Regions from separate parts of the Homo sapiens genome. Here regions 2 and 3 are each linked to region 1. A link is a loop called in an ENCODE intact Hi-C map of the cell type or tissue named here. Cell type or tissue: HCT116. All regions are shown on one strand. Each heading gives the region's core, and the rest is flanking DNA. Links, peaks and the distances in the headings are about the cores only. Region 1 has its middle 20 kb from the start of LINC01413. Region 2 overlaps AQP9 (aquaporin 9). Region 3 overlaps ALDH1A2-AS1 (ALDH1A2 antisense RNA 1).

What was found. A loop is a pair of places that touch in the nucleus more often than their neighbours do. Peaks named below come from ENCODE experiments on the same cell type or tissue, not always from the same donor. Only the 100,000 strongest peaks of a DNase experiment are listed, where the experiment ranks them.
Region 2: a loop joins it to region 1, with 4 times the contacts of the local background. A loop is called at or near these places in 3 of 110 quality-filtered maps.
Region 3: a loop joins it to region 1, with 3 times the contacts of the local background. A loop is called at or near these places in 3 of 110 quality-filtered maps.

Annotation. Positions count from the first base shown.
Region 1 is chr15:57,333,707-57,344,685 of GRCh38, reverse strand. No RefSeq gene overlaps it. Among named protein-coding and RNA genes, the nearest start is that of LINC01413, 20 kb to the right of the region's middle. In HCT116, for the core only: a CTCF peak has its summit at 3,851 (motif pointing left); a DNase peak (open chromatin) is centred at 3,815.
Region 2 is chr15:58,177,513-58,188,491 of GRCh38, reverse strand. It overlaps AQP9 (aquaporin 9), which reads right to left. Exons shown (of 6, transcript NM_020980.5): 5 at 9,147-9,364; 6 at 2,581-4,531. The coding sequence ends at 4,357. Among named protein-coding and RNA genes, the nearest start is that of AQP9, 45 kb to the right of the region's middle. RefSeq lists silencers at 2,688-2,982, 2,748-3,042. In HCT116, for the core only: CTCF peaks have their summits at 5,550 and 5,752 (motif pointing right); a DNase peak (open chromatin) is centred at 5,721.
Region 3 is chr15:58,066,255-58,077,233 of GRCh38, reverse strand. ALDH1A2-AS1 (ALDH1A2 antisense RNA 1) reads right to left here. Exons shown (of 3, transcript NR_147215.1): 2 at 10,300-10,419; 3 at 4,529-6,426. Among named protein-coding and RNA genes, the nearest start is that of ALDH1A2, 6.0 kb to the right of the region's middle. RefSeq lists a silencer at 10,668-10,857. In HCT116, for the core only: a CTCF peak has its summit at 6,209 (motif pointing right); a DNase peak (open chromatin) is centred at 6,243.

The DNA of each region.
Region 1 (10,979 bases), core at 2,748-5,247:
CCTCCAGAATAGCTGAGATTACAGGTGCCTGCCACCATGCCTGGCTAATTTTTGGATTTTCAGTAGAGACAGGGTTTCTCCATGTTGGCCAAGCTGGTCTCAAACTCCTGAACTCAGGTGATCTGCGCGCCTTGGCCTCCCAGAGTGCTGGGATTACAGGCGTAAGCCACTGTGCCTGGCCAAAAATAGCAACTATTTCAAAGCTACCGCTAGTCCCCAACCAACGAGGCACCTTATTACTGTTTAATGAAAGTGCCGAGATAAGCCGGACCTGGTAAATGCAAAGACCAGCGGGGGTTGGAGAATTTTTCTTTTTGTTCTTTGATATCAAATTAATAAGGTTTTATTGTAGGAGAAGTTGAGGTACCCGTATGCAGTGATGCCAGTAGAACATTGCCTGCCAAGTAATATTGCTCTAAAACAGTGAATTTTTCTCCCTGGCCTGAGAACCTAATACATTTAGAGCTATAAATTCTAGAGGTCCCCCCACCCCCACCGCCCAAAATATTTTCTTTGCATGTTAGAATCTAGTCTACATAAAGCCAATTTTTGAAAAAGTGCTATTCAGTCCATCAACTATTTATTTAAAAACAGTTAGTAGTTAACTATTGTTTTCAAAATAGAGCACTGGACTGGGCTCGGCGGCTCACGCCTGTAATCCCAACACTTTTGGGAGGCCAAAGTGGGCAGATTGTTTGAGTCCAGGAGTCTGAGATTAGCCTGGGAAACACAGCAAACCCCATCGCCACAACAATAAAAAATAAATACAAATTAGAGCACGGGCCAAGTGTGGCCTCCCGTGTGAGGTCACGGGTCAGCCTGGCCTCTGATCCATCTCTGAGTGGGGAGCCCAGGTGGGATCTGGCTTCCTACAGGCCTGCCCCATCCCCTGCCCAGCTGCAGCATTTGTTCCTGCCCACAGGGGTCTTCAGTCCCTGCTCCAGGTCCTTGTCAATTTCACTGTGGCTGCAGGGCCCTGGGGGTCACCTCACCATCTGGCTGGCCTTGCCCAAGTCCCTGGGGTTGCCTGTACTTGTTTCTGACGCTTCCATGAGAGCTCAGCTGTGGCTCAGGGGCCAGCCACGCCTGCTCATTTATCTTCCCAAATTGGAGTCCCTGCCAGAGCCCAGCTTTGGTTAGCACGGGCCAGTCCTGTCTAGAAGACGGGGGACTCTCTCAGGAGGATGACTGTCACTTTTAGGCCACATACAGTTTTGTAGAAACAAATGAACCTGTTTGCAATTTGAAAATTCATTATCCTCCCTTTTGGTGCAAAGAGCTACTTTAAGAAGACAGGTACAGATTATTCTGGGAAAAGGGATTTATCATTGAAAGAAGCTGTCTTAGCTCCCTCTCTCCTCATTGCCTCTTCCCTGTCAGCCTGCACAACTCAGGGTATTCATCTGCTGGGGCTGCCGTCATGAGGGAACAGCCGGGGTGGCTGAGCACCAGTGCTGGAGGCCACAAGTCTGAGATCAGGGGCCGCCGGGGTTGGTCTCTCCTTGGCTTGTAGATGCAGTCTTCTCCCTGTGTCTTCACGTGGTCCCCGCTGTCTGTGCGTTGTGCCCTGATCTCCTCTTCTTATAAGGACACCAATCATATTGGATTAGAGCCCATCCACAGGACCTAAATTTTTCCCTTAACTCTTTTCCTGTTTGCCCCAAGAACACTCACCAGCAGCTCTTGCGGCTGCAGCGTTTACCCCAAAGTAATTTGGTCACAAAACATCTCCCTTTTATTATTTTCACTTTGCTTTAGTGTATCAACTTTGGAAACAAAAGACATCATTCTACGTATAAGACATCATTCTAGGTATAGCGTTCTGTCTTTAGTAGTGGCATTTCCATTTAGAAAATATAGTAATTCTCGATCGCTGAAAATGTCAAATCCGAGAAAACATAGCATTCCTATGTGATCATTCTCAAAGAGTTGTTGGCCAAAGATTCATTTGATTAATCCTATTTTTCTGAAATAGACGATTCTGATGATTGAGATGATTTTGATGTTAGTTCTGTTTACACATAACTCCAAGAACAGTTTTTAAATTTTACTTTCACATTGAAAATCAGTCAGGTTGGTTTATGTAAAATTAAATGAGCTCTGGCCAAGCACGGTGGCTCATGCCTATAATCCCAGCACTTTGGGAGGCTGAGGTGGACAGATCACTTGAGGTCAGGAGTTTGACACCAGCCTGGGCAGCATGGCGAAACCCCGTCTCTACAAAAAATACATATATATTAGCCAGATGTGGTGGTGCATGCCTGTGGTCCCAGCTTCTCAGGAAGCTGAGGCAGGAGAATCATTTGAACTTGAGGGGCAGAGGTTGCAGTGAGCCAAGATTGTGCCATGGAACCCCAACCTGGGCAACAGAGCAAGACTCTGTCTCAAAAAAAAAAAAAAATGCTGGCAGTGGGCTGCACTTTTTTTTTTCCTAAACAGGAAAAGGGTTAATTATTTCTTTAAAGAACCTAGCACCAAATACAGTCACATTCGGAGGTACTGGGGGTTGGGACTTGAACATATGAATTTTGGAGGGGCACAAGGCATCCCATGACACATGTGGGAACCGGTATAATCTCTACAGAGACTAGAATTTAGATTTAACAGCTTGAAACAGCTTCAAGTTATTGGTAACATACAAAACAAAAACAATTCAAAGCCCTTTACATTCAAATTATTGAATAAAAAATAACTATTTCTACAATGTATAAAAGGTATGCTATGTTTATTAGTCTTACTTGTAGCTAATCTACTTTTATGTTTCCTTACAGAAAATTCTTGACATTTTATGTTTCCGTGTAAGAGATTGTACAGAAGGCAAATTTTTGTGTTATGCAATAATAATACTCTAATACAAATTCTGTTATGAACTTCATTGTCACTATATTTAAATGTCATAGCAATTATTTTTATGTGGTATTTTCAAATAATCTAGATTTCATGCAGCATTATAAAACTAACTGGGGCTGGGGACACTGGCTCATGCCTGTAATCTCAACACTTTGGGAGGCCAAGGCGGGCAGACTGCTTAAGCCCAGGAGTTTGAGACCATCCTGGGCAACATGGCAAAACCCCGTCTCTACAAAAAATACAAAACAAAACAAAATTAGCCAGACATGGTGGTGCACGCCTGTGGTCCCAGCTACTCAGGAGGCTGACACAGGAGGATCACTTGAACACGGGAGGCAGAGGTTGCAGTGAGCCAGGATTGTGCCACTGCATTCCAGCTGGGTGACACAGCGAGACCCTGTCTCAAAACAAAACAAAACAAAACAAAAACAAAACAGAAAACAGTGTGAGAAGTGTTCATTACCCACCCACCCCCACCCCCAAAGCTTTCCAAGCTCCCGACCCCATACAGAGGCAAAGGATGCACTGTGCAAAGCTGCCTGCCTGGCCCCAAACGTCCAGTCAAACCCACCACTGCCCTTGCATGACTTCTGACCCCTCCACCTTCAATCTAGACCCCACACCTATCCCACCATCATCTCAGGCCAAGGGGGACCTTGATTAAAGGTTTCCTTCCTGTCCCTGCACCTCCAGACAAGAGAGTGCAATGTTTTCAGAGACAGATCAGATCCTGTTAAAACATTTAACAAGGTCAAGATAACTTAAAATAGTTACCAGACAAAAATAGATGGACTAGTACATGGACAGCAGCTAACTGAGACATGGGATGCTACGTTTCTTATTCACACATCAGATCTTGACATCATATTAGTAAAGGTGTGGGGCGGGGACATGCCATGGCCAGGGTGGGGTCGCAGCTGGCCAGACTGAGCTGGCCCTTCTGTTGAGTTGAACCTTGGGGATATGCAGCCGCTGTGCAATGGTGCCACCTGATGGTACTTTGTAGAATAACCACTCTCCTAGTTTTTCTTCATCTTTAAGTTCCTAAAGAGAGACTGAAATTTCAAATTGGTTTCCTTGTTGTCTATTATTGTCAAATGAAAAGTGCAAACGTTGGTACTCACCTCTCTTGATTTTTATCTGTCTAAAAAATGAAATCTCAGCTATATTCACTGATATATTATGGAAAGAACACTGGACTTAAGGGATTTGGGTTCAGATCCCATTTTCGGCAACTTACTAGTTATAGGATTTGGTAAAGTTACTCAACATCTGCATGCCCATTTTATGATCTGGAGAATGGAAATAATAGGATTCTTGTGAGGATTACAGGAGGTGATATATGCACATCTGCGTCCATAAATCAAGCCTGGGTGTTGTGGAGGTGTGTGTCACCATCATGCATTCTCTGAAGGAGGCTCAGCCAGCTCTACCTTTAATGGCTGGGATTTACTTGTCTTTTGGTTCCTTTCCACCTGTTTGCCAGCAGAGGCTAAGGTTGTGATGGAGGCCATCTCTCAGCAGATGAGTTGAGACCATCCTGGGCAACATGGTCAGGACCACCCTTGGGCCTCTGTGCAGGGCAGTGCCCACCCTGATGCCTACGCTGGTCAGATTGAGAGCATAGACATGGGGCCATGACCTCCATAAACCCCCACCCAGTGCCACATGGCAGCCCAAGGAACCCTCTTAGCCCTGGGTTCTTCGTCTGTAAAACGAGGCTAACGTAACAAGGGGAGCTACTTAGTAAAACAAAAAAAAAAAAACTAAACTACAATTCGTCTTCTGGGATGTTTTGTTTTGTTTTGTTTTGGAGTGTTATTTGGCTGCTGTTTTACTCTATATTCCCAGAGACAAATGAAGCGTAAGAGGCTGTTCTTGCATTACTATAAAGGAATACCTGAGACTGGGTAATTTATAAGAAAAGAGAAGTTCTTTTGTTTTTGGTTTGTTTTGAGACAGAGTTTCACTCTTATTGCCCAGGCTGGAGTGCAATGGTGAGATCTTGGCTCACTGCAACCTCTGCCTCCCAGGTTCAAGCAATTCTCCTGCCTCAGCCTCCTGAGTAGCTGGGATTACAGGCATGGGCCACCATGCCCGGCTAATTTCGTATTTTTAGTAGAGACAGAGTTTCTCCATGTTGGTCAGACTGGTCTCAAACTCCCAACCTCAGGGGATCCGCCTGCCTTGGCCTCCCAAAGTGCTGGGATTACGGGCATGAGCCACCGTGCCTGGCTAGAAAAGAGGTTTAATTGGCTCACAGTTCTCCAGGCTGTAAGGAAGCATGGCCCCAACATCTGCTCATCTTCTGAGGAGGCCTCAGGAAGCTTATGATCATGGCAGAAGGTGAAGGGGGAGCAGGCACGCCACATGGCAAAAGCAGGAACAAGAGAGACAGCTGGTGGTGGGGGGTGCCACAGACTCTTCAATGACCAGGTCTCACAAGAATTCACTCACTATGATGAGGACAGCACCAAGCCATGAGGGATCGGCTCCCATGATCCCAACACCTCCCACCAGATCCCACCTCCATCACTGGGGATCACAATGCAACCTGAGATTTGGGCGAGGACAAATATCCAAACTATATCAAGCATCTTCCTTCCCCTTTCTCCCTTCCCCTCCTGATTCTGGGGAGAAGAGGCTGCTGTGTGTTTCTGAAGGGCTGAGTGTTCTCACCCACCCCCAACCCCCCAAGTAAAGAACTCTTATGTTTCAGGCCCATGGGGTGTGGGGAGAGGTGGTCCCAGAGGAGCAGGGCGTGAGATTGGCAGCTTTAGTTGAAGAGGCTGGGATAGATAGGGGGGCAGGGGTGGTGGTCTCAGCAAATGGTGAGGAGTGAGGGGGAAGGGTGTCCAAGGCTGCTCAGGGGGTGGAGCATGAATACCCAGAGGCTGAGCTTCAACTCATCAGCACTGCTCCCGGGGACCACAGTGACTGAAGAGTGAACCTCTGAGCAGTGCTCAGGGCGTCCTGAGGCCCGGAGAGCCAGTTCTCTGAATGGTGCAAGACCCTGTCAGGTCCACAGGACCCCAGAAGCCAGGAAGCACAACAAATTGGATTTCCGCCCATGCTGAGTAGATGGGAGCTAGAAAACCAAAGAAGGCCAGGTGTGTTGGCTCACGCCTGTAATCCCAGCACTTCGGGAGGCCGAGGCGGGCGGATCACTTGAAGTCAGGCATTTGAGACCAGCCTGGCCAACATGGTGAAACCCTGTCTGTATTAAAAATACAAAAATTAGCTGGGCATGGTGGCATGCACCTGTAATCCCAACTACTTGGGTGGCTGAGGCATGAGAATCTCTGAACCTGGGAGGCAGAGATTGCAGTGAGCTGAGATTGCACCACTGCACTCCAGCCTGGGCGACAGAGTGAGACTCTGTCTTACAAAAAAAAAAAAAGAAAAAAGAAACAAAGAAACAAAGAAAAAGAAAATCAATGGCCCTTGCGCCAGAGTGTCTTGGAGGGAGTCCACACTGACACGCCCACGGGGGGAGCTGCTGAAAGCATTCCCCAGTCCAGTGCTGCCCCGTGAGCACCGCCACCTGTTTCCCGCTTTCCTGGCCACCGTACATACATTTGTTCATGTTTATAGACTCTGAATATAGAGACCCCACACAAGAAGAGAAAGGCTCAGAAAAACAATGTTATGACCTGCTTCCTGAGGCACCCTGCCTGCAGGAAGTGCTTTTCACAGCAAGAAATTCTGACTCCAGGACCCATATTTTTAGCAGGAACATGGTCAGTCAACACACATCCTCTAGGCCTGCCCTGGACCAGATGACCAGGAGGAAGCAGCCGTGAGTCACAGGGAGAAAGCCGGTGGCTCTGACAGGGACGCCTGCTGCTCCGCCGGGGAACAGCTTTCCCCTGGTTTCAGTTAGAAAGGTCAGGGGACGCCTGACCACACAAGGCTCACGGGAACTGTGGAGGGCGGCCCCTCAGGCCACAATCAGCAGGTGCCCACCATGGCTTCTCTCCTGGCAGGTGAGGACTTCAGTTTTTCTCCATGGCTTGGCTCACCTGTTCTCTTATTCTCAGAGCCATAATCACCCTCCTCCTGCCCCAGCCTGGAGCTCTCTGAGACCCTCCACTATAGTAACCAGCACAGCCTAGAGAGGGTAAATCCTCCGGTGCCCCCAACATCCCACCTTCATGTTGCAGCGAGGCCCAAAATGTCCCAGAAGAAAAACAAACTCCATCGCACACCAAAAACCCACCAAAAAACGTGAAATCACCTTCATAATTTGGGAAGTATAAACATAGTTCTATTTGTTCTGTAACGTATTTTTCATGATCAGGAAATGAAGACAAAGAAAGGCTTTGGGAATTGTTTTATGGAGAGGACACCATCTTCCAGGTCCTGCCAGCTCAGGGCTCCCATCTTTCAGCCCCTCCAGAGCTGAGCCCGGAGGGCTGGGGCCGCCCTCTCCCTGCTCCTGAGCCACAGAAGCCCAAGGCTGGCCCTGAAGACCTAACAGCCTCAGGCATTTGCAGCCCCCTTGGCCTAAAAGGGCTGTTAAGAGAGGTGCAGACGTGGGCCCTGCCCATTCACCCTCAGAGGAGGTCGCGACTTCCACCCCAGCAAGAGTACCCCTAGGACTGTGGAGTGCAGAGGACAGCGACCGTTGACTAGGTACCTGGTGCAGGGTCTTGCCCTCCCTCCCTGTAGCCCGATATGGGAAGGGCCACAGTCCAAGTCCATGTTCATGCTGCTCCTCCAGGAGGCCTTCCCAAACATCTTCTCGATGCCGAGTAACTCACAGATCCCATATAGAAATAGACCTTGGAAGGGATCTCTCTTCTTGCAAATGAAGAAACTGAAGACCAGAGATGTACCTCAAATCACACAGCGAGTAACCGGCAGAGCCAGGAGGCTCCTCTGCCCCCAGGCCAGAGAGGGCTTGCAATCTGGCTTCCGAGCAGTGGTTCCCAACTCCCGGGCCATTACAATCACCTGGGATCCCCACCAGTGGAATGACTCTCTGGGGGTGGTGCTTGGAAGGCTGGTGGTGGTGAAAGTTCCCCTGGTGATTCTCATGCAGCCAGATTGGAGAACCCTTTAGATTCAGGCATGGAGGTTCCACCTGGTTCCAGATCACATGGCCATTTGGTCTCAAGAAAGTCACAGCCCTCCTGAGTCTCACTGGCAAATTGCTACGTAATAACACGCATCTTCTTGATAAGGAACCGATATAAGGATCCAGACCCTGGACCTCCTCAGGAAAACAGAGCACGCATTATAAGATACAATCGAATAGGAGAAGTTTTTCATAAGCTTGGAGGGCTATGGTTATTGGATTCAAAAGAATAGTTTTCTCTCTTGTCACATAACAATTTGAAAAGTAGTAATACCCATTCTTTAACAGAAGTGTATTTGGGGCCAGTTGCGGTGGCTCACACCTGTAACATCAATACTTTGGGAGGCCAAGGTGGGTGGATCACTTGAGGTCAGGAGTTTGAGACCAGCCTGTCCATCACAGTGAAACTCCGTCTTTACTAAAAAAACAAAAATTAGCTGGGTGTGGTGGCGCATGCCTGTAGTCCCAGCTACTAGGGAGGCTGAGGCAGGAGAATCACTTAAACCCGGGAGGTGCGGGTTGCAGTAAGCTGAGATCGTGCCACTGCACTCCAGCCTCGGCGACAGGAGGGCAACCCTGTCTCAAAAAAAAAAAAAAAAAAAAAAAAGCCTATTTGGAATCAGTCCCCTCCCACGGGGACCTCTTTCAGGAGGTCAGGCCACAGCACCGTGGCAGGCATGTGGTAGCCCCTCCATAAATGGCTGAGCGAGTGCAGTTGAAGTGGGAGTCTGGTGTTCTTTGAATACATCCTGCTGCATTGGAAGAAGCCTGTGCAGGACTAGACAGTTGGCCTTCTGTGGCAGGCTCTTGCCTCCAGGCCAGTTGAGTGAGTGCAGATGTCCCGAGAGACCAGCAGTGCAGCCACACCCCATGGGACTGTGAGGCGCTCTCACAGTGAAGACCAAGCGCAGGTAGCACTGGCTTTGTGGTTCGGAGAAAAGTCGACACTCATTTCCTTGGGGAAAAAAAGTATTTATCAAAGGAAGTCTTTCCCTCTTGGCAAAAAAAACAGAGACAAGTAATTTCCTCCAGCAGTCTGAGCTGGGATTTGGGGGCAAATAACCATTAAACAGAGACACCTGAGGTGCACAGATGGTCACTGTGGCAAAGGTCGGCTGAAGAATAATAGGTAATAGGGAGCCACTGTGGGTTCTTGAGTGGAGGAGGGGCATGATAAAGCAGGGCTGGAGAGCAGAGGGAGAACGGTAGAGCAGAATGTCACAAGGTGCTGGGGCCCTGACTCCCTAAGTGCAGGAAACTGCTGAGTCTTGAGGTCACTTGAGCCTCCTCCTGCCTCTCTGATAGCTCCCACCTGCCACCCCCACAGGCCACACGGTCCAAATGTCTCATCAACTGCTAGCATACGCTAAGCAGAAGAAAGCGTGTGGCTGTCCCATTTTTTATGCACCAAGCCGTGAGGCCAGAGGCACCACCCCTCTGCTTGGAGGATTCTGAGGGTGGTGGTAGTTGTCATCTTTCCAGGGAATGTGTGGCCTTCTAGAACCTAATAATAGTGATAACCATAACTGCCGCTTATGGAGGACACTCATGAGACTCTCGTCTGCCTGGCCTCACCCTGACATGGAGGCTCCCCGACCTCACCTCGGCTACTCTCCCCTCACCCAGTGTGTCCCACTAGTGGGCCTGATGCTGTCCTTGGCTTGCTCCTACCTCACACCTGCTGTTCCAGCTCCCTGGGATGCTCTTCCTCTTGGTGTGCTCATGGCTCCATCCCTGAATTCATTCAGGTCCCTCCTGAAATGTCACCTTCTCTCTAACACAGCTCCCACCCATCCATGCTCCCTCTTGATGTTTCTTTTCACCGACCACACCTGACACATGTAGTTGTTCCTTTGCCTGTTGTCTGTCTCCAGCCACCCCACCCTTGCTGTGAGCTGCCCTGGAGTGGGCACTTTGATTGGTCACCACCACCTCCGCAGCGCTTAGAGCAGGCTTGGACTATCACAGGCACTGGATTAATGCACCTGTGGAGTGAGCACCCGCGAGGGCAGGGCCTGAGGACCGTTTGCCAACCCGAGATCAGGACCGTGGCAGACACTGACCCTATGAAACTGAGAGGCTGGATGGAGGTGGTGACCTCCAGAGGGCCCCTGCAGCGCCAGGACCCCTCACTCAGTCGGGGAAAGAATAAAGGCAGGCGCCTATACAGCTCCCTGGATCTCCTTCCTTCCTTCCTTCAGGACCCAGGCCCCAGTCCCTCGCAGGATAAGAAATGACTCATACTGGGCTCACTCCCGGCTCCTCCCTCTCCTGGCTTCCCCTCCACCCATGAGGCCACCCATCCTGACTGCTGGCATCCACCCGCCCTGTACTGCTTCCTCCCTGACCTGTACCCCCACTCGCAGGCACCCTTGTTCCGCATGCGTACGCTTGCTTATGGTTTGTCTTTCCATCTCCAGCCACACTGTCCCTAAGCAATATCATGTGAGCACACACGTGAGCCTCATATGTGACCTTACATATTTTAGTAGCCACGTTTTTAAAATACGCTCCTGCAAGCTCAAACAGGTAAGTAGCCACCACATTTTTTTAAAAGAAGCATGGAAAATTATCTTTTACATACTTTATCTTTAACCCAATATATCCAAAAAATGTATAATTTCAACATGTGATCAAGACAGGTTGAGCATCCCGAATTAAAAAATCTGAGCTTTGAAATTCTCCAGAATCCGAAAGCGTTTGAGTGCTGACATGACACCGCAAAAGGAGAGTTCCACCCCTGACCTCATGTTCCAGGTCACAGTCAACATGCAGCCAAAACTTCTGTTTCATGAACAAAATTATTTAAAATTTTATATGAAGTTACCTTCAGGCTATGTATATACGGTGTATAAAAAACATATATGAATTTCATGTTTAAACTTAGGTCCCATCCCCAAGATATCTCACTTATGTATACACAAATAGTATTCCAAAAACAGAACAAATGCGAAATCCAAAACACTTCTGGTCTGAAGCATTTCAGATAAGGGGTACTCAACCTGGTTAAAGTATGGAATATTTTGCATTCTTTTCTTCTTACTAAGTC
Region 2 (10,979 bases), core at 4,472-6,971, 840 kb before region 1:
AGTCAGGAAGCCACTCTCCTGCTGGGAGCCTGAGGTGGAGGGCGGAGTGCCACGACGTGGCCGATCCCCATGAACAGTGGTCTGGGCTCTGGAGCGTCCCTCACAACCTTCAGGACTCCCAGGGCTCCCGCAGTGTTTCCTAAGACCCCACAGTGAGGGAGTTGAGGGCCCCGTGGAGGAAGGGGCTGCGTGTGAGGGGCTCTGGAACACAGGGGGGCGCGCTAGAGTAGGGAGGCAGTGGCAGATAGTAGGACTTCCTTACTGGGCGCTATGTCTGGAACCCATGCTACTAAGAGACCATGGGAAGGCTTAAATATCTCCTGAAATCACATCCAGAAAAAAAGAATATAATCGAGCTTGTCACCAGAACAATTACAAAACGATTTAATTGATACTTTCAGGGGTGGGGAGAGGTCCACAAAGGCAAAAGTGTCGAAAGCTACTAGAAACATAAGGTAGCCCTGGAGGGAGACAGAGTCCAACTGGCTTGGGCAGCATCTCCATCCACACAGAGTTCTGTGGATTCATGTTCAGTTTGCCTGGTGCCCTCTTTTCACTAATCCAGAGACAGCATCTCTTGAATAAGAGCTACTCCGTTTCCAGCAATAAGAAAGAGATTGGAGCATGGTTGGTTGCTTACCTATCTGTCTGTCTATCATCTATCTATTTATTTTTATACAGACTTAGACAGTCAACACAGTAAGTGTGACCAGGAGTACCATTGCTTCTGTGTATGGGCTGTGATTAGTAAACATGTTGTCACAGAGAACTTAAATTCCCAGTTTGAGGACTGATGTACCACATCTCTTTGTGGGTGATGTTTGCTGGATTGAGTAATTCTGTTCACCCTGTCTAATTCATTTATTAAAAAGTCTTTGGAAAAGACCTGAGATTAAGTTAATATGGTCTTTTGTAGGTTATATCCTTGAAACTTTCATAAAAGTGTGCACCAACAACTTATCCCAAGTCTTTATCAATGATTTTCAAACTGTGACACTGTGTTCTGAAACCCCACCCCCAGCCCTGACACACACACACACACACACACACACACACACACACACACACAATTTCTCTTCAGAGACCCCTTAGGGGCTGCATTGGGGGTGTGTTTTTAAGATGATATCACAAGCAGAATGAAGCTCCTGATCCCCCTCCCTTTTTTTATTTATAGCAATTCTGGTTCACTTGTGGGTGTCATATAAGGTTTTATTTGAACGACAGGTTCTGTGGCTAAATAAAACTTATAAACCATTCTCTCTAACTGGAAGATGTATTTTTTTCCCATGACGATATTATTGAACATCAATATACCTTACAGTAAGACGTGTGTGTGTGTGTGTTTGTGTGTGTGTAAGCAATTTAAAGGAAATAATAATTTATATCCTAAGGATAACATTTTACGTATGACATTTTTATGTGGAGTATCCTGTTTAACAGCTGAATATTGACTGGTTGTTACTGGTTAGAAAAGCCCTGCAACCTTTGACATGCTCTGAGATCTCAACTGGTTAAAGAATCAGAGAAATTATATTTTTGGCATTAAGATAAATGCTTCTATCAAGTTTTTCGATTCATGAGGTGGAGGGAAGGAGGAATGTTACAATTCTAACTCTTAAAGCAACTATTTAAAAAATGGATAAGTTGGCTCTATCTAGTTGACTTTGGATACAGATAATTCAACCATATAAACATTCTCTTGGAAAATAACTCCACAAAGGTAAATCCACTTATTTGTAAATGGGGGTAGGGGTGGGGAGAGAATTTGAGTGTGAGCACCTGGAACAAAAGCACTTTTTTCCATTGAAAAAATTCTTCCTGGGGTTGATTTCCATAATGGTACATTTCCTGTTTATAAATCCTAGTCATCAATCATCAAATTGTGTTTAATGAGCACCTGTGTAGATCATAGATTCCACAGTTCATCCTCAAAACTCAAATTTTGAATTGCCTCTTGCTTTAAGAATTATAGTCCACCCCCAGGGTTTGTTCCTGGTTTGTCTGGCACCTTTGCTCCTGACTGAACTTGAATCAAGGTGCAGGATTTCAGTGTCTTCTCTTACTCCCCTCCCTACCTTTCCTCGACACCAAGATCTCCGAACCTCAGCATTATTGACATTTTGGGCCAAATAATTACCTGTTGGGAGGGTTGCCTTTGCATTGTAGGATATTTGGCAGCATCCCTGGCCTCTAGCCACTAGAGGCCATTAGCATCCCCTTCCCAGTTGTGATAACCATAAAAGTCTCCAAATATTGCCACATGTTCCCTTTAGAAGTAGGGAGGGAGGAAAACCATTGCTCTAATCCATGAGGATCCCAAGACTCTGGAATCCTGCTAGGAATTACCTGGCCACTACTGGACATGGTCAAAGAAACTTTAGACCCGTGTGATTTACCCAAGTCAATGTTCTCAACCCTTGCTGCATTTTAGAATCACCTGAGATGTTTACAAAGGACCAACTGGGCACCAGTATTTTTTCAAAAGTTCCCCCAGGAAATTCAAATTTGTAGACACAATAGACAACCTCTGAACTAGACGTACTTAGTAATCTTAATACTTATAAAAACCAACCAAGCAACCAACAATGACCGAACAATTTTATTTCAAATAGGAAATATCCAGGTAGCTTCAAAGCAAGAAAAAAAAATCCCGTATGTCCATAGATTGTAGAACATAAGTCATCAGAAACATTTCACATTTAATTTCTGCTGTTCTGATATCAGCACAAAGCAGTTGGGAAACCTAATGCCTTTGGGAATTCTGGGCTTTTTGACAGTTTGACTGAAGGTGCATCCCTTGATGTAGAGCATCCCCTGGTGCTTGTAACTCATAGGCGATCTTTTGTCAAAAGTAACATCTATTAGAGAACTTCAAGGGGAAAAGACTGAGCCAGAGGAAATCCCCTGAATGTAATGTTTGGTGCTGGCAGGAAGCAAGATCAAGACTTAGCAAGACCAGAGGTGGCTTAGGAAGGGAGGCCTTCTCATAATGTTTTTCAGCAAATGAAAGTTATGATTAAATTGCTACCACTTTCCTTCATCTGTACTCAGTAAGTGTGGGAATAGACCCAGACAATGAGGGTCTTTGTATCTTAAGATTGAGGAACATTTTGTCCAGAGGTGTACATATTCTAGAAGCTGCCAATTCCACTTCTGGCTAGCAAGGAAGATTTGGCAAAGATTGTCAGCCAGCTACTGATCTTCTGAAAGGTAGAGGAATGCATTAGATAACATTCAACTTTCAGTGTGCTCTTGGACAACTCAACTTATCTTCCCTAAGATTTTGTTTCTTTATCTGAAAAATGGGCAATGTGGCATTTGCCTCACATAGTCATTATGAGGATTAAATTAGATAATGGGTGTGAAAGTGCCTTGTGAATTGTTAAGCCCAATAAGGTAATATCTTTTTGGAGACCTCCCACTCTGAAGATTCAGCTAGACCAGGATCCAGTGGCTTTCAGTTTTGGCTTCTAGGGCATGTGTAAAATAATGGACAAGCACAGTCGTTGATATAACTTGTCAAATGTCTGTTCTCAAGTGGGCAATTAGGAAAATACATTTGAGCTAAAAAGACAGAGTGATGTATTTTTCATGACTGAGGTTACAATGGTATTTTAGGTTATTATATACTAAAGACCAGGAAATTAATTGGTGTCCTCTAAAATGCAGGAGAGCAAGAGATTAATCTGATAAATGGTTTCCATTAAAAATTCCATTTGGCTTCTCAAATTCATCTTGTCTCCTGCAGTTTCTGAATGCCACAATGTCCTCCCCTTGTGCCTTCCAGCTGCATTCTCTTGCTCCCTACACCACTAGGTTTGGAGAATATCAGTATTTATACAAATCCAGTAGCATAGCGGGAACTGGAAGCTTAACCCATTAGCTCCCTAATTCATGAATATGTTGACTGAAACCATAGTTTTGTCTTTCAATTTAGGGTTTGGTTGGTACTCAGAATGTAATCTTTGTCGATACTGAAGAAAAGGGTTTTGGTGACACCATTTCATACAGATAGTGCAGCTGAAACCACCCAAATGGGACTATCGTCAAGATGCCGAGTTATTAGTGCTTACCTAGCAAGAATTCCCATCGAGGATGAAATAAACAGGGCAGGAGAGAAGGCTGTTTCAGGGGACAGTCAGCGTTATTCTGGGGGGTGGGGGTGGGGGACAATGGTAGAGAAGTGGTCATTGTTTCCAAACTTTTATGCAGATGCTTTTCCAATTAGATGTCCCATATGGCTAGCAGACAAAACTGGGTGGATTCCACCTCAGGCTTACAAGAACACAGACACTTAGATGCCATCTTTCTGAAGAGAATCCCAAACTGACTGCAAATCCAGAGCTGAGCATGCCACTACATGATGACACTGAGTTCATATTTCTCTGGTTTGTCCTCAGATTGTTCTGTCTTAAAGACTGAGTCAGGCTCTGGATGGTGGATTTCAATGACAAGAACATAGATGAGGCCTCCAATGACAGCACCAACCAAAGGGCCCACTACAGGAATCCACCAGAAGTTGTTTCCAGCTCTGAAATCAAACAAGAAATTAGTGATACATTTCTTGGCCTTCCTCCTGGTATTACTGTCTAGTTTTTCACTCACTTGTTAGTCTTTCTCACACTCATGGTTCCCTCTTAACTCAGCAAGAGCTAAGTATAAGGGGGGCTCAGTGCAGCATGGCAACTGCCATCCTTGACTTTCCACTACACCTGATTTCAGATGATCTATTTAATTGTCCTACTAATATTTGTGAGATATTATGTCTTATTTATTTTCTTTTTATAAAATATAGTGCCTGAGCCCATCGTTAAGATTGAGGGCCCCTAAGAAAGTTCAGGTCAATTATTCAGAATTGCCTTTCCCTCATCCTGAAATAATGATTCCTGTGGATTACAAGCAGAATGTGGAGAGATTCCTGGGCATCATTAGTGTATGAGGACAATCAAACTAATCAATCAGGAAATGTTTTTCAATGAATGAATGAATTTTTAAAAAATCTAAGGTGGATGTGTGAATTGCCTTCTAAATATAATTTAAATCAGTACTTATTTTTTAAGATCTTAGCTTGAGGCTACCCTCTGATAAGGCTGTCATGCCATGGCTCTCTCTCTTCCAGAAATCCTCAATGTTAGTACATTACAGCAAAGCTATAGTTCTGGGGAAAAGCAGGTATCTTTGTGAGTTGTCACCATCTTCTTTGGAGAGAGAAAATCCATGTAAATAATTTCTTAGAAAGGATCAGGAAAGCAAACAAATTATACAGTATATTGTTTAAGGATATATACATTTAAGATAAAAGTATTTTTAAAAAGCAGGGGAATGGAAAACACAAAACTTCAGGATAAATGCAGAGGGGATGGGAGACAAGAGGAGTACCCAGAGGCATGTAAGAATTTCAGTGTTCTAGTTGGATTCTAGAAGGACCCATAGCTTTTCTTTTCATCATTATGCTGAATAACTACACATATGTTCCATGTGGCCTTTTGTATATCTCAAACTTTGATTAGAAAGAACGATAAAGGAAATAAGCAGGACACAAGAACCCTGTCCTAGAATCCAGGAAACTAAGTCTAATCTCAAGATTATCTAGAAGGTCTTTGAGCAAATCAAACCCCCATTCCCCATCGTGAGCTCCATTTCCTTCATCTGCATGGTCCCTTCCACCTGGGGCACCTAAGTGGTCTCCGAAGTCCTCCATTGCCCTTGCAGGGTTGATGGAAGAGCACTGAGCCTGAGCATGGCAGCCACCAGATGTCACTCTTACCACACGGCAGCGAGGATGCTGTACTCGGCCGCCCTCACAGTGCCCTTCCCCAGGCCCCAAATCCAGATGGATTTTTCTAGGGGAGGCACATGGAGGGTGGCTGCCTCTCCCGTTTGGCTGTAAAGACTTGAAGTCTTCTCTAGAGGTCAAAACATGAAGGGAGTATAAGCTACCTGTTGGGTCCATCATTTCCTTTTATGGCAAATTTCTTCCTGTCATTTAGCAGATGAAGGTCCAAGATATCAGCCAGGGTACACGTCCTCTTCACTGGCTGGATGCTTTTTATTTTATCAGATTGGACATGTTGTATCAGGTTCACAAGTCACAAATGGAGGCGCTCAGATGTGGTTACCTGCCTAGCCTAGTCCTATATGCACACAAATAGTGATCATTTGCACACTATGATTCGGGAGATGCCAGGAACATGTGTATGTTAACTGTCTAAAGGACCATCTTTAGGGATTCAATACTTTGGGCCAACTATTTGAAAAATTTAATAATACTCCTGAGAGCTTTCACTGATTAAGTCATTAACAATGTGAATAAGTGGAGAGAAATTTGATGGGAAACATCTTAACATTTAAAGGAAAAACCAAGAGTCTTTGGCCAGGGTCTGTTGACTCTTGCCCTCATCAAACCCTCTGGCATCTCGCTGTACCTGCCATCATTCCACTGCTTGCCGTTCAGGAGTACATGGGGACCTGGGAACAAGGTAGCCTTGTTTTTTTTCTAAGACCTTAGGTGTAGGTCCAAGCTAGGATATCTACTGAGGGATTTCCCTTGAATATAGAACTCTGAGGAAATGAGACACTCTAAGAACACTTTGGAAGCCTGTTGTCCCTCAAAGGTTTTGGGGAGAAATTTTTGGTTGAGGATTACCAGCCAACCCTGCTCTTTCCTAATGGGTTTCTACTTCCCCACTCTCTCCTTTTTCAATCAGTCTTATAGGATGATGCCAGATTAATTTTGCTAAATTGACATTCTAAACCTGCCAAACTTCTGCCCCAAATACTTTGCTACTCCCTATAACCTACAAAACAGGGAGCAGAAGAAAAGCCAAAATTCTCATTCTGGGAGTCCAGGTCCTCTATGATCTGACAACGGCCCTTTCCAACTTTCTTTCTGCACCCTTCCAGCTAGACTAGATCACTTGTGATTTTAACATTGTGTCTTTGAATAACGGTTCTCTCTGCCTGAGATAACCCCTCTGTTGCTTGTTTAAGCATATCCAAATACTATAAATGTTCCCACTTCCACTCCCATAATTCTTAAATTTGGAGCTGTAGACCTCTAAACTCCTGGAGTTAATTAGTCAAATCTCTTTAATGGCACTTGACTGCTTCAACCTTGTGTAAGAGCTTCTGGAATAACCTCTTAAGTAGAATATAAACACAACAGTGAAGGACAGAAACTAGGTCTTATCATCTTTAGTGGAGAGCCTTGAGTAAGATATCAAGTAGCTGCATGAATGAATAAATGACTCCATGGAAGGGAAAAGATCCTGATGCTAGCTAAGGACATGGGACATTAGGTGATTCCAACATTTTCCTTCACGTGAGTTCTCCTAACATATACTTAACAGAGCAAAGGGACATTGGGCAAGATCTCCATCTGTTTTGGAACCACCATGTCTCTTTGACTTTTGAATGAATCACCAAGGAGGTCTCAAAGGGGGTGGAAGAAGAGCTTGGTCTCCAAGACTGAGACTCTGGATGGTGGAATTAAGGGAAACTCATGGGCGAATTCTGGGCTCTGGGAATAAGGAGATCCTTAGGACATATGTTTTTGATGCTCCATTGGAAAGATACAAGAGATCCATCCTAGTTGCGGACATTTTCGTGTTCTAGTTGTGATCATTCTAGGAGAGAATTTCTCAACCACAAACCTATTAACATTTTGGACTGAATAATTCTTTGTTGTGGGAGGTGTGCCGTGTGCATTGTAGGATGCTTAACAGCATTCCTGGCGTCTACCCATTAGATGCCAGTAGCAGCCCCTTCCCTCAGGTCCAGCCGTGACAACCAAAAATGCCCTGGGGAACAGTTGCCCACCTCTGGTTGAGAACTGCTGTTCTAGGAAATTTATTGGATTGTCAATTTCTTGAGGACAGGGAATGTTGACTGAGTTGCTTTGCATCCTTCAACTCCTAGGAAGTGTCCGTCACATAGAATTCATTCATTCTTTTATTCAATACCTTTTTATTGAGCCTTTCTATGAGCTACACCCTGTTCTAGGCACTGTGGATATACCAGGGGAAAAGGCTGTCAAGGTACTCATGGCACTTACACTCTAGATGCTCTGAGTGCTATCTGTGGTGGTGATCTCAATGGTACCAGTTATTTTAACTTATTTTTCACCCTGGTGAAATGCAGGCCAAACCCTGATGACTCTATGTCTAGGTCATCATTTGGGAACACTCACGTCCTTTGTTCTCACAGGAAACATTAAAGTAGAATTTGCTCACACATGTTTTTCCTACTTTTCTCCATGGTAGAGCCCTGTTTCCTGATGAACCAAAGTGAGCTCCTTCCCCATAGGAAGTTGCCATGGGTGGATGAGGATGCGCCTCTGTGACTGCATGCAGGGAAACCAGGAAGTAGTGAAGGGGCAAATTTTGTCCTAGAAGATAGGTACCAACAGTTGGCGTATTTCCTCAGCACATTCTGAAGTAGAAAGTGTGGAGTCTTGCCATTTCTGGGGCAGAGGCTCAATCTTACGTCTGTCCTGTCCGGAAGTTCTTACTCATATCTCCAGAACCAAGTCAGCTCTCACATTTGCAGTCATGTCTTTCCCTGCTTCCCTGGCAGTTACTCACACGTTATCTGTGTTCCTGCAGCACTTTTAGGGGTTGCCAGAGCACTTATTATATCGCTCAAGGTGAGTGCTTTTGCTGATTTGAAATTTCCTTGCTTAGCACAGTGACTAAAGCACAGATAATGCCCAACAAATATCTGTGGAATAAGTGCAGCATAGGTTGCGTGGTTCACGAGGAAGAGCCCTGTAGTGGCATCATAGGATGCAAATTGTAGCCCAACTTTGTCACAAAATGAATCTGCAGACAAGTTATACAGCTAAAATGTTCACATAAAATCATATAGCAATTGAGGGATTATTATTATGTGGGACAGTTTTATCTCTATTGAATTTACCTAGAGCCGCCTCTCTTTCTCTGTCTCTCTCTCTCTTTCACACACACACACACACACACACACACATCATACCACAAAATACCAGTGAAATGTCTCATGCTTATGACCAGAGTGTGCAGTTAACGTTGGCGCTGTCATCTGAACTTCCCTGGATCTCCATGTCAAAGCCCCGCCCCACTGGTGAGGCGCAGCATGACTCTGTCTCTCTCTTCCCCACCACTGTTACTTACCTGAAGACTTCAAACCCCCAGCCTGCCAAGGCAGTGAAAAGTCTGGGACTCAGGTCTCGAGCTGGGTTCATGGCACAGCCACTGTTCAGTCCCAGGGAGGAAGCAATGACAATAATCAGGAGGCCGATGGCAATGGGCTCTAGGCCTCTGGGGGCTCCCAAGTTTCTGGAGTCAAAGATGGCAAAGACGATTATGAGGAGTATCATGGTGGCCACCACCTGGAGAGGGAGAAGTTGAGCCAGGGCTTTAGCCTGCATTCTGCTCACCTGCATGTCTCAAAATCATCCCTTCTTACTATTTTACAATATTACAATATTACTATTTTACTTATATTACAATATGCCTAGTAATAACTGGCATGTACTGGGTGAATAATTGTGCCAGTCTCTCTTCTTTCTACAGCAATTCTAGAGGAGAAGCCAATATAATTCTCATTTACAGATTGGTTACCCTGCCCACTTAGTAGGTGGCAGTCAGGTTTGGATCCAGAGAGTTTGGCTCCAGAGACTGTTATCTTAATACCACACTATCCTGCTAAGCTACTACTCAGCTAAGTAGAACGGCAAGCTGCAGGCTGGAAAAATGAATGAAAGGCTTGTTCAAATTGGTGAGAAAAGCAATGTGAGATATCAATAGATGAGTGTGCAAAGGAAGTGAACAGAAAATTCAAAAAAGGAAAACAGAATTAGGAAAGCAGTGGTAAAAACTCATTAGTAATAAAATAAATCCAAACAATATCAAATGTTAGGAAAAAGATACCCGTTATTTCAGGCTTTTCTAATAGATCTAAACAAGTACTATGCTTTTAAAAGGAAATTCAGCAATAATTTAGCAATATGCATTCAAAAACATAAATTTATTTATACAATTTGATGCTGCTGGATGTTTGAGAATTACACAATGGAAATAATCTAAAACGTGGAAAAATCATTTTAAAATGTCCACTTTAGCAAAATTTATAGTACTGAAAAACTGGAAGCTTTTACTCTTTTTTTAGTCTACTGTATAGCCATTAAAAACTATAAACATAAAAGCTATGTAGTAATATTTAAAAATACTTATAACATTAAGTGAAAAAAATTTGTATTTTTTTGTTTGTGTTTGTGTTTTGTTTTGTGTTTTATACAGCTGTCCCTTGGTGTCTGTGGGGGATTGGTTCCAGGACTTCCTGCAAGTACCAAAAATCCATGGATGTTCAAGTCCCCAATATAAAATTGTGTATTATTTGTATATAACCTATGCACATCCTCCTGTATACTTTAAATCATCTCTAGATTATTATAATATCTGATATAATGTGAATACGGTATTGTTTAGGGAATAATGACAAGAAAAAAGTCTGTACATGTCCAATACAAATGCAATTTAAAAATATTTTTGATCCATGGTTGGTTGAATCCATGGATGCAGAATTCATGGATATGTAGGGTTGACTCTACTTAAAAACATACGTAAAAGAAAAATTTTAAGACAATAAACAAAAATGATAATAGGTATTTGAATTGGCCAATTATAGCTGGTTTCTATGTTATTAGTTTTCCAAACTACTGTTTTACTTTAACAGTTAAATGATAGCTATTATTTATTGAACATTTATTATGTGCCAGGTACTTCATATGCTTTATCTCATTAAAACTTCACAGTAATGCTGTGAGGTAAATCCTGCTATTATTCTCAGTTTATAGATAAGAAAACTCGAGTAAAACAAGGTTAAGACACTTGTCCAATGTCAAACTTGTAAGCAGAAGAATCAGGATGGGAACCAGGCAACTGATTTTAAAGTTTAAGTTCATTATCATTTCATCTGCTTTCCAAAATAATAATGTTAAAATA
Region 3 (10,979 bases), core at 5,267-7,766, 730 kb before region 1:
TCCTACAACTTCTTTAGCTCAGCTGTGCCCTGATTCTTTATTCCACAGTTTTGTGAATAGCTTTGCAACATAGATATTTTCCTTTCATAGTTAAAAAAAGATCCTCTAATATAAGCTTTCGCATATTCTTATGGAAATATGCTGATATTAACATTGACATTTTCTATTGGGAAATGATAATTTCTCTTGGGAAGTTGGGGACGTTTACAGTGGTTCAACATACTGAGTAAGAGAATAACTAGGAATTGAGTTTTGGTTTCCTGGGTCCTGATCCAGTGTCCTTTCAATTATTTAATAAGGTAAACAAACAAAAAATTATTGAGATACAGAAAAATCAATAACGTTGACACAGCCTGTTAACAATACATGAAAACCACTTAAAAATGAAGATCCAATTAATGTGCTGAGTTCAAATTCAAACATGTTTCTGGAACTACTTTGCATATCTTTTCAGAGAGAACTTAAAAAATATTGTTGGCCCTACTTATCCATGGATTCTGCATCTGTGGATTCAGCCAACCTTGAATGGAAAATATTCTGCAAAACAAAAAGGGATGGTTGTGTCTGTCTTGTCTTGTCTTGTCTTTTCTTTTTTCTTTTCTTGAGACAGGATCTCACTCCGTTGCCCAGGCTGGAGGTGCAGTGGCACACTCACGGCTCATTGCAGCCTCAACCTCCTGGGCCCAAGTGATCCTCCCACCTCAGGCTCCCTGGTAGTTGGGATTGCAGGCATACCCACTATGCTCGGCTAATTTGTGTATTTTTGGTAGAGACAGGGTTTGCCATGTTGCTCAGGCTGGTGTCTATTTTTTCTTGTCATTATTCCCTAAACAATATAGTAAAACAACTCTTTACATAGCACTTACATTGGGTTAGGTATTATAAGGAATCTAAAGATGATTTCAAGTATACAGGAGGATGTGCATAGGTTTTATGCAAATACTATGCTAATTTCTATCAGGGACTTGAGCATCCATGAATTTTGGTATCACTGGTCCTGGAACCAGTCCCCTGTGGATACCTAGGGACAACTGTATGCAGGAAGGTTATTATAGGACAGTCAACAAGGGAAAACAGTGCAAACTGATTATTTCAGAAAAGGTACATGGAATCAGGATACAGAGAAACATCAGTCTCTTGAGCCTACAATGAAAAGCAACTCCTTTTATCTAGGCCTACTCCTAATATTTGTGGGAAAAAAAACAAATGGAGACCCAGAAACCAGACATTTAAATATTTTACCATCTTAAACTAAACTTAAAAACTGTTAAATATAATGTCCTCTTCTGCTTTGACAAATAGAGCTTCATGGTGGCAAAATGTTTAAATATGTAAAGCTATACTTTTTACTTGACTGAAAACAAAATATCAAGACTGCTGAATTTAATTATGACTGTGTATGTCCTATTGTTCTGCTGATGTGCCAGCAATGTTAGGGTAAGTAATAAAATAAACATATACGTAACTCATAAATTACATATTTATTTGATAAAATGCAATTGTTGCATTTATTTAATCAAATCACAATATTGTTATAATCAAGGTTTCCACATAGTTTGGTGATACTGACAGTAATATTTTAAAGGATCTTTAAAAAATGAATTATATTTGAAGTATACAAATATGAATATATTTTCATCAGCAATGTGAATTAATTAAAAATAGAAACATTATATTATTTCTCTTATAGTTTTTAAAGTTATTTTTTCTAAAATATTTAAAATTTTTATTAAAATTAAAAGGCAAAATAGAAACGAAAATTAATAATTATCAAACTTTTAAATACAATTATTAAAATATGTTATTTATTCAGTTTTTTAAAATGTAAGTACTTCTTTTAAACATTTTTATAAGAATAGAACTATTAGCAGTTCTAGAGTTTAATGTGTAACCCAGTTGCCAATGTAAAAGGTCAAATTCACACATGTTATGTCTAGATCTACATATATAAAAATGTAAGAATATTTTATTGTTTAATATTGCAGAATATTCCTCAGTCACCACACAGAGCTATTGAGAAGACCATGTTAATTTGAGACTACCCCAGAAACCAGCAACTAAAACACAAAGAGAAGCAAGAAAATCTAGACACTCAGCATAGCACCTCTGAGAAACAGTTCTCCCACTCTGGAAGAATTGGGTACATTCATGCTATCTGAGAGGAAGGACGTGATAAGGTCATTAATGTGTCTTTCACCTTCGTACTCGCACTGCTCAAATGGTGACACCCCACACTCTAATGATGCCAGCTGCTTGACACACTGATCTTCCCAGTATTCCCTGCAAAGGATGCTGTCTTTCTTTTTCTGAACACAGGACCAGAGATGAGGAAGAGCGCTTCCTTGGGGCCTCAACAGTGTTAGTTGTGACACTGATTGTTTAGGGTTAGAGATGATGCACACATCTGAAACAGCCTGTGTCAGATCGCAAGTGACAGATGGTCCCATGTATTCCTTATTAAATTTGCTTTTTGTGTATTTATAACTGCAGGGCCCTTTATGGCATGAGTACCAGGGCGGATACACTTCCTACTCAGGTGCTACTACTTATACCTTCCCCTGCCAGTCCCCCTGAGCACACCAGGTGCCATGTTTTTTTGTCTTTTGTTTTCATTTCCTGTGCTCCTTACTTCTAGTGAGAGCAGCATGGGGAAGATTTACTAACATGTGTACTTTTTTTTTTATAGATACTGAAAAGGGTAAAACACAGTTAAAACACAGTAAATCTAATCTTGTGGGCATAGGTGTATTTGTAAAGTCAATTATGAAGACTTTTATTATGACAATCAAATTGCAAATTTCTTCAGCCATAAGAAGAATTTATGTTTTCTTTTTCATAACCCCAGGGTATCTAGCCAGTGCTAAGCACATAAGAGGCCCTCAATATCAAACACATGAATATAGCAGTAATTCATATTTTAGAATGTTTGATAAAGTGCACTTGACACAAGGATATTGGCACTTTGCATCTGTATAATTCATGGTAAGAAATGTAGTCTTTTTATAATCCAAGTGTCACCTTGAACGTAAGGAGTGTAAAAATCAACAACAAACTTTTCATGCCTCAGTAGAGTAGCACATACACGACCTCAAATCCTCTTTCTGTCACATTGCAGACATCAAGCCAAAGTGACTTGTTCAACTCCTGTTTTGATGTCGAAGATATCACATACTTTGAAAATGATTTCTGATTATTTTCCCCATAGTCTTGCCATCTTTAAAAATAGTTTTTCAAGTGAATTCTAGCTCTCACCCACCTTTCCTGAAGTGCGTGGCTTTTTGTAATTACTAAAAATGACTATTTCTTTATAACCAGAGAAATAAAATGCCAGAATGTTAATAACTGATTATATTACATAAATTCATTTTAGATCTCTGAATTATCTAGATTCCAAAAATCACTGACCATAGAACATTAAATTATTGAAAGTATGTCTGGACATATCTTTAAATCATGAAATCAAGTGAGTTTTGGAGTGATCCTAAGGTATACTAAACATTTTGTTTAGTTTGTGATATTAATTTTCTCATTTAGTTTTTTTCTCAAGCATTTGTTATGAAAAACACAAGTTAGGAAAAACTCCATAATCTGGAGTGACCATCTAGATTTGTACATTTTTATACTAAAAAATGTCTTCAGATGTGTTTTTTTTTTCTTTGCAATTTTGAATTTCATATTCCTCTACAAGGGCAGGTTTCTCTGGACAGCATATTGACTTTCCTATCTTGGCAGGTCCGTAAAACTCCTTAAGAGCAGTATAGTACTCAGAAATGTTAAAACGGAAAATTCAAGCTATTTAAGTTATAGAACAGACTCTTTCCTTTCTTCAGAGCAGAAAAGTTTCAGTCATTTCAACTGGCAGGCAGATGTTGCCCTAGTGCTGCCTCCATATTCATTAGCCCATAATGAATCTATTAATTGAATATGTAAGTTTGGCTAATTAGATGTAAGACATTACTTCAGATTTAAAGGGTAATAATAAAAAATTTAAACTGCAACACCAGATCAAGCATTTAAGAGTTGATAAATGTGAACTGGAAAGTGCACAATTCCAATATAAATTAGCTAATTGCCTCTGCTAATTTAGGTGAAATACATTAGCAGAAAGGTCAATCCATTTGAGGCTGGATGTGTTTTTCAAATACTAAATTAAAAACAGCAAATCAAAGAGCACTACGAAGTGGAAAGGCACAGAATCCATCTGCCCAATCCAGAGGTTTAGAGTGGATTCAAGTAATCCCACATGGTTAACCTTCTGGGGGTTAAATAGTGGTTCTCAAACCAGGCTGTGCCTTACTAGACATCAGAAAGTTTGTTTAAAATATCAATCCCTTAAGCTCCCTCTTAAACTTATTGAAATCTCTGGAGGCGCGACCAGGCATCCGTATTTTGTAAAGCTCCCTAAATTACAATTGGAACCTGGTTTGAAAACCACCGGTCTATTCCATGACTGTCTGATCCCCTGACTAAACAACAGTAGGTGGCAACACCTCTCTACAGTAGGTGTGTATGCACTAGAAACATGACATAGTGTTATATATAATGCTTTTAATGGAAAAAAAATAAGCTGCCCTTGTTTTCACCTCTATTATCTCTTCTGGCTAGGTCTATACCAAAGGGTATTATACTTGAGATCATATAACTCGAATTTGGGAAGTGGGAGGTAATCTCAGCTCCAAGTATTTGCTTTTAGAAATTCCAGTTTTACAAATTGCTAATTTGGTAGATACCGTCAGTTACCTTTACACTAAAAAATGTCAAAGAAGTTCTTTGTTGGGCTATGTTCTGGAAAATATTCTCTTCATCTTTTGTGACACATGTTCTTCGGAGCACTTAGAAGATTATAAATGCCCATGGGAGGCCCCCCCAAAAATATTTGTGCGTGGGTTGTGTGTGGGTTGTGAATGGGCTGTCCCCTTTTAGACATCCTCTTTCACTCTCATTGTACACTGGATATTCTGACTTCTTTCCTGTCTCATGTGAATATTTTCACAGATTTGGTTACTGTCATTCCACCCTCACTGTGAATTTGAGGGTAGGGATGTGCCACAAACTTCCGTTGGGTTCTTCATAGACTCTTTGTCAATGCTTGGCACATAGTATATGCTCAATGAATATTTGTTCAATTGAACTTAGATGACTGACAGAGAAAAAAAATCCAGGTTTAGGAACTGCAGTCAGGAAAACACAGATGCTCTGAAAGTGGGGTTATACAGCCTGAAGCAAGACCGCTCCTTGCCATTTGGTGGTAGATGTCCAAATTGGGTACCTATTCCAGCCCTAAATGCCTCCCAGTTTTACTCTATGCCTTTCACACAGCAAACCGTTTGGTTGAGACAAAAGAGGCTGCCATGCCTCCTCTGTTGTCAGGACGTCTAAAGTGTTCCTCGTTATCTTTTCAGTGGCCCATTTCAGCATGTAAAAAGAGAGAGACAGTTCACTTAGCCTCATTTTCTAATGAATATAAATACAGATCCCTGCCCCGAATAGTGCCAAAGTTCATGTGAGAATTCCTTATGTCCAAAGATCCTGTGAGTTGAGTGGCTGTATAAGCGCAGATGCACTTGGGGAGGAAGCTTAGGAATCGGAGGGTCCTATGTTAAGTATTAGGCTGATGCCAAAGTAACTGAGGCCTTTGCCACTACTTTTAAATGGCAAAACTCGCAATTACTTTTGCACCAACCTAATAATAACAGGAGTTATTTGTAGAATTGACGGATTTTAGAAGGGTAAAAGGAAAAAGGAAAGCTAAGAAATGTGAAATAAAGAAAAAAGCAGACAACTTAGTTACACGCCAAGTCCTTAACTGAGCGAGAAGAGAAATAAATTCTGGAATCTGTCTATTAATAATTCTTCCTCACCCACAAGATAAAAACAGTAGCTTCCAATCTGAGACACACTCATGCAACTTCCTCTGTGACAGAGTGCTCTGAACACTATGTGAGTGGGACCATAGTGTTCTCAGTATTGCACTTTCTACGGTAAATTTGGCTAAGAAACACTTTTGTTCTTTTCCTGTAAGTCAAAAGAAAGTCCTCCTAAACTAACTAAAATCTAAAATTTGTCTGACTCTAGGAGATTTTTTTTCTCCAGACAAATTCAAATTAAATGATAACATCTCTTAAGGATTTCTCACCAGTATCAGATAAAAATACATTGAATCCAAGCTATTTGAATGGACAATACTCAGTTGCACATACACACCATCAACTGCAGGGGGCGCCAATGCCTTTTCCCTCAGGCCCTTCAGAAAAGGCGGTGCAGCTGGAATTTTAATTTCTTCCTGTCTGTTAAGTGTGATTATTGATGAAGTACTGCGCTCATCCCAGTACCCAAATTGAAGCTTCTCGAACATATACGAAATGGAACTGGGCCTTACAACAAAGGCAAATCTAGTTCCCATGTTTAAAATAGTCTCCGGGGTCCCTGAAAAGTAGAGGGTATATTTTAAAAGAAAAGAACTGTGTTTTGTATCAAAACATAGTTTTTTGAGTCATAACCAATTAGGACTCTACTCCCTGCAACTCCAAATACCTCTTCTCATAGAATATAGTGACCAGAGGCCATATCAAGAAATGAGGAACTTAATATCTAGAGAATTTTTATGGTTAATAAATACCACAGTCTCAGCCTCTTTTCTTCTGGATGTTAGAAGGAAAAGGATAATTAAATGAGAGTTTAGATCTCACATAAAAAGTTAATATACAGGTTAAATAAAAATATAAGTGGATTTATTTTATAGAAGTTTTCATAATGGGTCCCAAATACTTCATTAAGCATTTCTGGATAAAAATATGTAAAGCTCTTTATAAGCTTTTGTTAATAAATTAAATACCATTTCTCTATAAATATATTTTGCATTAAGCTTTCCTGTTAGAGTTTTCAGGAAACATTTCAAATAAAGTGGCCAGGCATATCCCATTTGAGATGAATGAGATCATTAGGAAACACTTATATCTGAAATAAGCACTGAGATCATTCTGCATACAACCTGAGGGCCCTAATTTTTTAAATATTTCAAACAATGTGCCTCTTTCAAATCATTAGATGTAGAGACATTTAAGGAACTGATTCAATTAGCCCAGAAGAGGGGAATGCTATAATGTGTGATTTATTTTTGAAGATAAATTAAAATGCAAGTGTATCTGTTAGGAAAGGTAGGCTGTCATCATGGTTAGTAATGGGAACAGGAAAGCAATTAAGCAGGGCCACCTGAGGCTGAAACAGCCCCTAAACATAGAAACTTGACATTCAAGCTGGACATTCGGTTACTGTCAAAATCAAGTGCATCTTCTTTGAGAGGGATCTTTGAGCTGCATTTAGTTCCCTTCATTGATTTCTAAAGACTAGTTCTCAACTTAACAAATACTTTCCTCCCCTTAACTGCAGCTAACAAGAAACCTAAACTGTTATGGTTTCATAACTTAAAGTCAAACTTCACATAAAGCTGATGCCTTAAAATTACAGCTTTGCATTCTATTATTTAGGTGAGGAAATATGAGGCAAGAATTTATTTTTCTCCTCTGCAACTCCAGGATATTGGCTCCACCAGGCCTAATAAATTGTTTTCATAAGGAAATAAATACAGCATGCTGCAGCTTAGGTTCCCTTATGCAAGGGGTTTCAAACAAGATGTATCCTAAGCAATAAATAATTACAGAATGGGGGGGGTGGGAGGAGAAACACTGTAAAGGTGGGAAAAAAACAGTTTCTTAGCCAAATTGGGGGGAAAAGGCTGAAATTCAAATTGTTAGAAATCTGAAGGTAGTTGACTGTCTTTTTATTTTTAGAGACAGGGTCTCACTCCATCACCCAGGCTGGAGTGCAGTAGCGTGATCATAGCTCACCATAACCTTGAACTCCTGCTTCAAGCGATTCTCCTCTTTCAGCCTCCTGAGTAGCTAGGGCTATAGGAATGCACCACCACGCCTGGATACTTTTTTTTTTTTTTTGGTAGAGGCAGGGTCTTGCTATGTTGTCCAGACTGGTCTTGAACTCCTAGCCTCAAGCAATCCTCCCACCTTGGCCTAATTACGGGTGTAAACCACCGCATCTGGCCAAAGACTGTCTTCTTAACTATTGTGAAATCTGTAGAGGATATGAGAAAACACTAAAACTAGATGATAAAAGAAAGAGAAGAGGAAATAAGAATGTGAGAAGAGGTGTTAAGGCAGCCTTGGAAGTAATAGCCTTGTAAATCTTACAAACTGAAACCAAGAAGATGAACACCAAAGAAGCATTTATAATTCACTGTTCTTTTCCGCTACATCTTGTCCCTACCTTGATTTAAAAAGCTTGAACAACAGCCGGGCATGGTGGCTCATGCCTGTAATCCCAGCACTTTGGGAGTCCGAGGAGGGTGGATCAGTTAAGGTCAAGAGTTCGAGACCAGTCTGGCCAACATGGTGAAACTCCATCTCCACTAAAAATACAAAAATTAGCTAGGCATGGTGGTGAGTGCCTGTAATCCTAGCCATTCAGGAGGCAGAAGCAGGAGAATCGCTTGAACCCAGGAGGCAGAGGTTGCAGTGAGCCGTGATCATGCCATTGCACTCCAGCCTTGGTGACAGTCTCAAAAAAACAAAAAAGGGGGCTTGAACAAAAAGTGGCTGCTGTCACGAGCTGAATATAGACAAAATATATATCTTTTTTGGCCAGATACAGTGGCTGACACCTGTAATCCCAGCACTTTGGGAGGCCGAGGTGGGTGAATCATGAGGTCAGGCATTCGAGATCAGCCTGGCTGACATAGGGAAATCCTGTCTCTATCCAAAACACAAAAAATTAGCTGGGTGTGGTGGCAGATGCCTGTAATCCCAGCTACTCGGGAGGCTGAGGCAGGAGAATCGCTGGAACCTGGGAGGCGGAGGTTGCAGTGAGCCGAGATCACACCATTGCACTCCAGCCTGGATGACAGTGCGAGACTCTGTCTCAAAAAAAAAACACAAAAAAACAAAAAAACACCGATGGGGAAAAGCAAAACGAAGTTTAAGATCAAGAGGAGAAAATGTTCTTTAATCAGGCAGTGAAGGAAGTTACTTTCACTTACGGTGGAAGTTGTCAAAAGTGCTCTGTCTTTTGCTCAAATCAACCAACAAAAATTCTTATTAAATAGTTATTATGTGTTCTACGCTGTTTTAGGAACTGAGGAAGGCACAAGGGAGACAGGCTGGAGTGCAAGATCTCCTCTCACTACAACCTCCACCTCCTGGGTTCAAGCGATTCTCCTGCCTTAGCCTCCCGAGTAGTTAGAATTACACGCACCTGCCACCAGGCCCAGCTAATTTTTGTATTTTTAGTAGAGATGGGGTTTCACCATGTTGGTTAGGCTGGTCTTGAACTCCTGACCTCAAGTGATCCACCCGCCTCGGCCTCCCAAACTGCTGGGATTACAGGCATGAGCCACCGTGCCCAGCCTCTATACCTTTTCTATAGTGTTCTTTTTGCTCTTGTTGAAGCCTCCCTTCTCCCTTAAGACCCAGCCAAAGGTCAGCTTTCCCAGGGAGTAGGCGTCCTCCTTGGAGCACTCAGCTCATGTTGTTATGGCTCTTTTTCATGTTTTCCCCACAGCCTCTCATAACTAGTGATAAGTTTTTCCACAGGTATCACTGTTCCCCCTTGCTGGAACCCTCTCTTTCTCCCCAATGAACTCTAAGATTTTACTTTTTTATTTCTCAATTGTATCTCTAACCTTCTAAGGCTTTGATAAAAGTATATCTTATGAGCATACACTGTTATTAAGTCATAATTTTTGGCCATAGAAATTCCCTGAGTACAGATCCCTCGACTGCCCAAGCTAAGGTCTGTAGTTTCTCCATGAAAACGATTCACCCAGGTCACTTTGGGTTCTGAGAGGCTGGAACTTATTTCTATAAACCTAATACTAAAATGAAATATTTTTGTCTGTTTTCACTATTGCTTAGCATCTGAGCGCTGAGCATTAGGCAGTTTTAGTTACTCAAAGTATCTAAGGAAAGATGTTTTCTGGCTGATGCTTAATGTTTTCTTAACGCCCAAGAAATGGGACTCCAGCGGCTCTAAAAATGGCATTTAAGATGAGAATCAGGCCGGGTGCAGTGGCTCATGCCTATAATCCTAGCACTTTGGGAGGCTGAGGTGGTAGGGTCACTTGAGCCCAGTTCAAGATCACAGTGAGCTGTCACGGTGCCACTGCATTCCAGCCTGAGTGAAGGAGTGAGACCCTGTCTCTTCAAACAAAACAAAAAGACGAGAATCACAGTGTTGCTTGGTAGTGTAGAAAAAGCGTTTATCAACACTGTAGGCCCCTGTCAAGCTTACATTTGGAGTGAGGAGTAAGGAAGGGAAGGGACTTATGCAGGTCTTTCCATGCGGCCTTGATTTAGTCCACGGAGTCCAAAGCCCATTCTGAGGCAGGGTCTCTAGGTTCTTGGTTTACACCTGCAGGCCGATCCACAGACTAGAGGGCAGCTTGTTAGACTTTGGAAACACTTAGATTAGGGGGGAGATGGAAACTCAATCCCAAAGGGACAGTAAAATGAGCCTAAGGTCTGGCGGGACGATAGCTCTTAGCGTGTAAGGAACAACAGAAAAACAAAATAGTGTTTCTGTGGGTGTGCTGGGTGAGGAGGGGAAACAGCCGGAAGAGGGGATCCGAGAAGAACTAAAGGAGCCCACGAAGCATGCAGCTCCTCGGAGGAGCCGGGGATGATCACTGCCCATATCCTCCCGCCACAGCGCAAGCCGCCCGGGCGGTCCCGGCCGGCAGAGGGCAGCAACTGGGCGGGCGACGCCTGGCAAGGGCCGCCCCGCGCTGACCCGCTCGCAGGGATCCTCATTCTGAGCCCGAGGCGAGGGGGACTCGCACCCACTGCCACCTCTCCCTGACCCTCTGGCCACCATGCACCTCGGCCCGGCTGAGGGGAGTCGGGGGGTCGGGGGAGAGGGCGTAGCTGCCGAGAGCCTGGCGCCCCTGCCCGGAGGAGGAGAACGGAGGACGC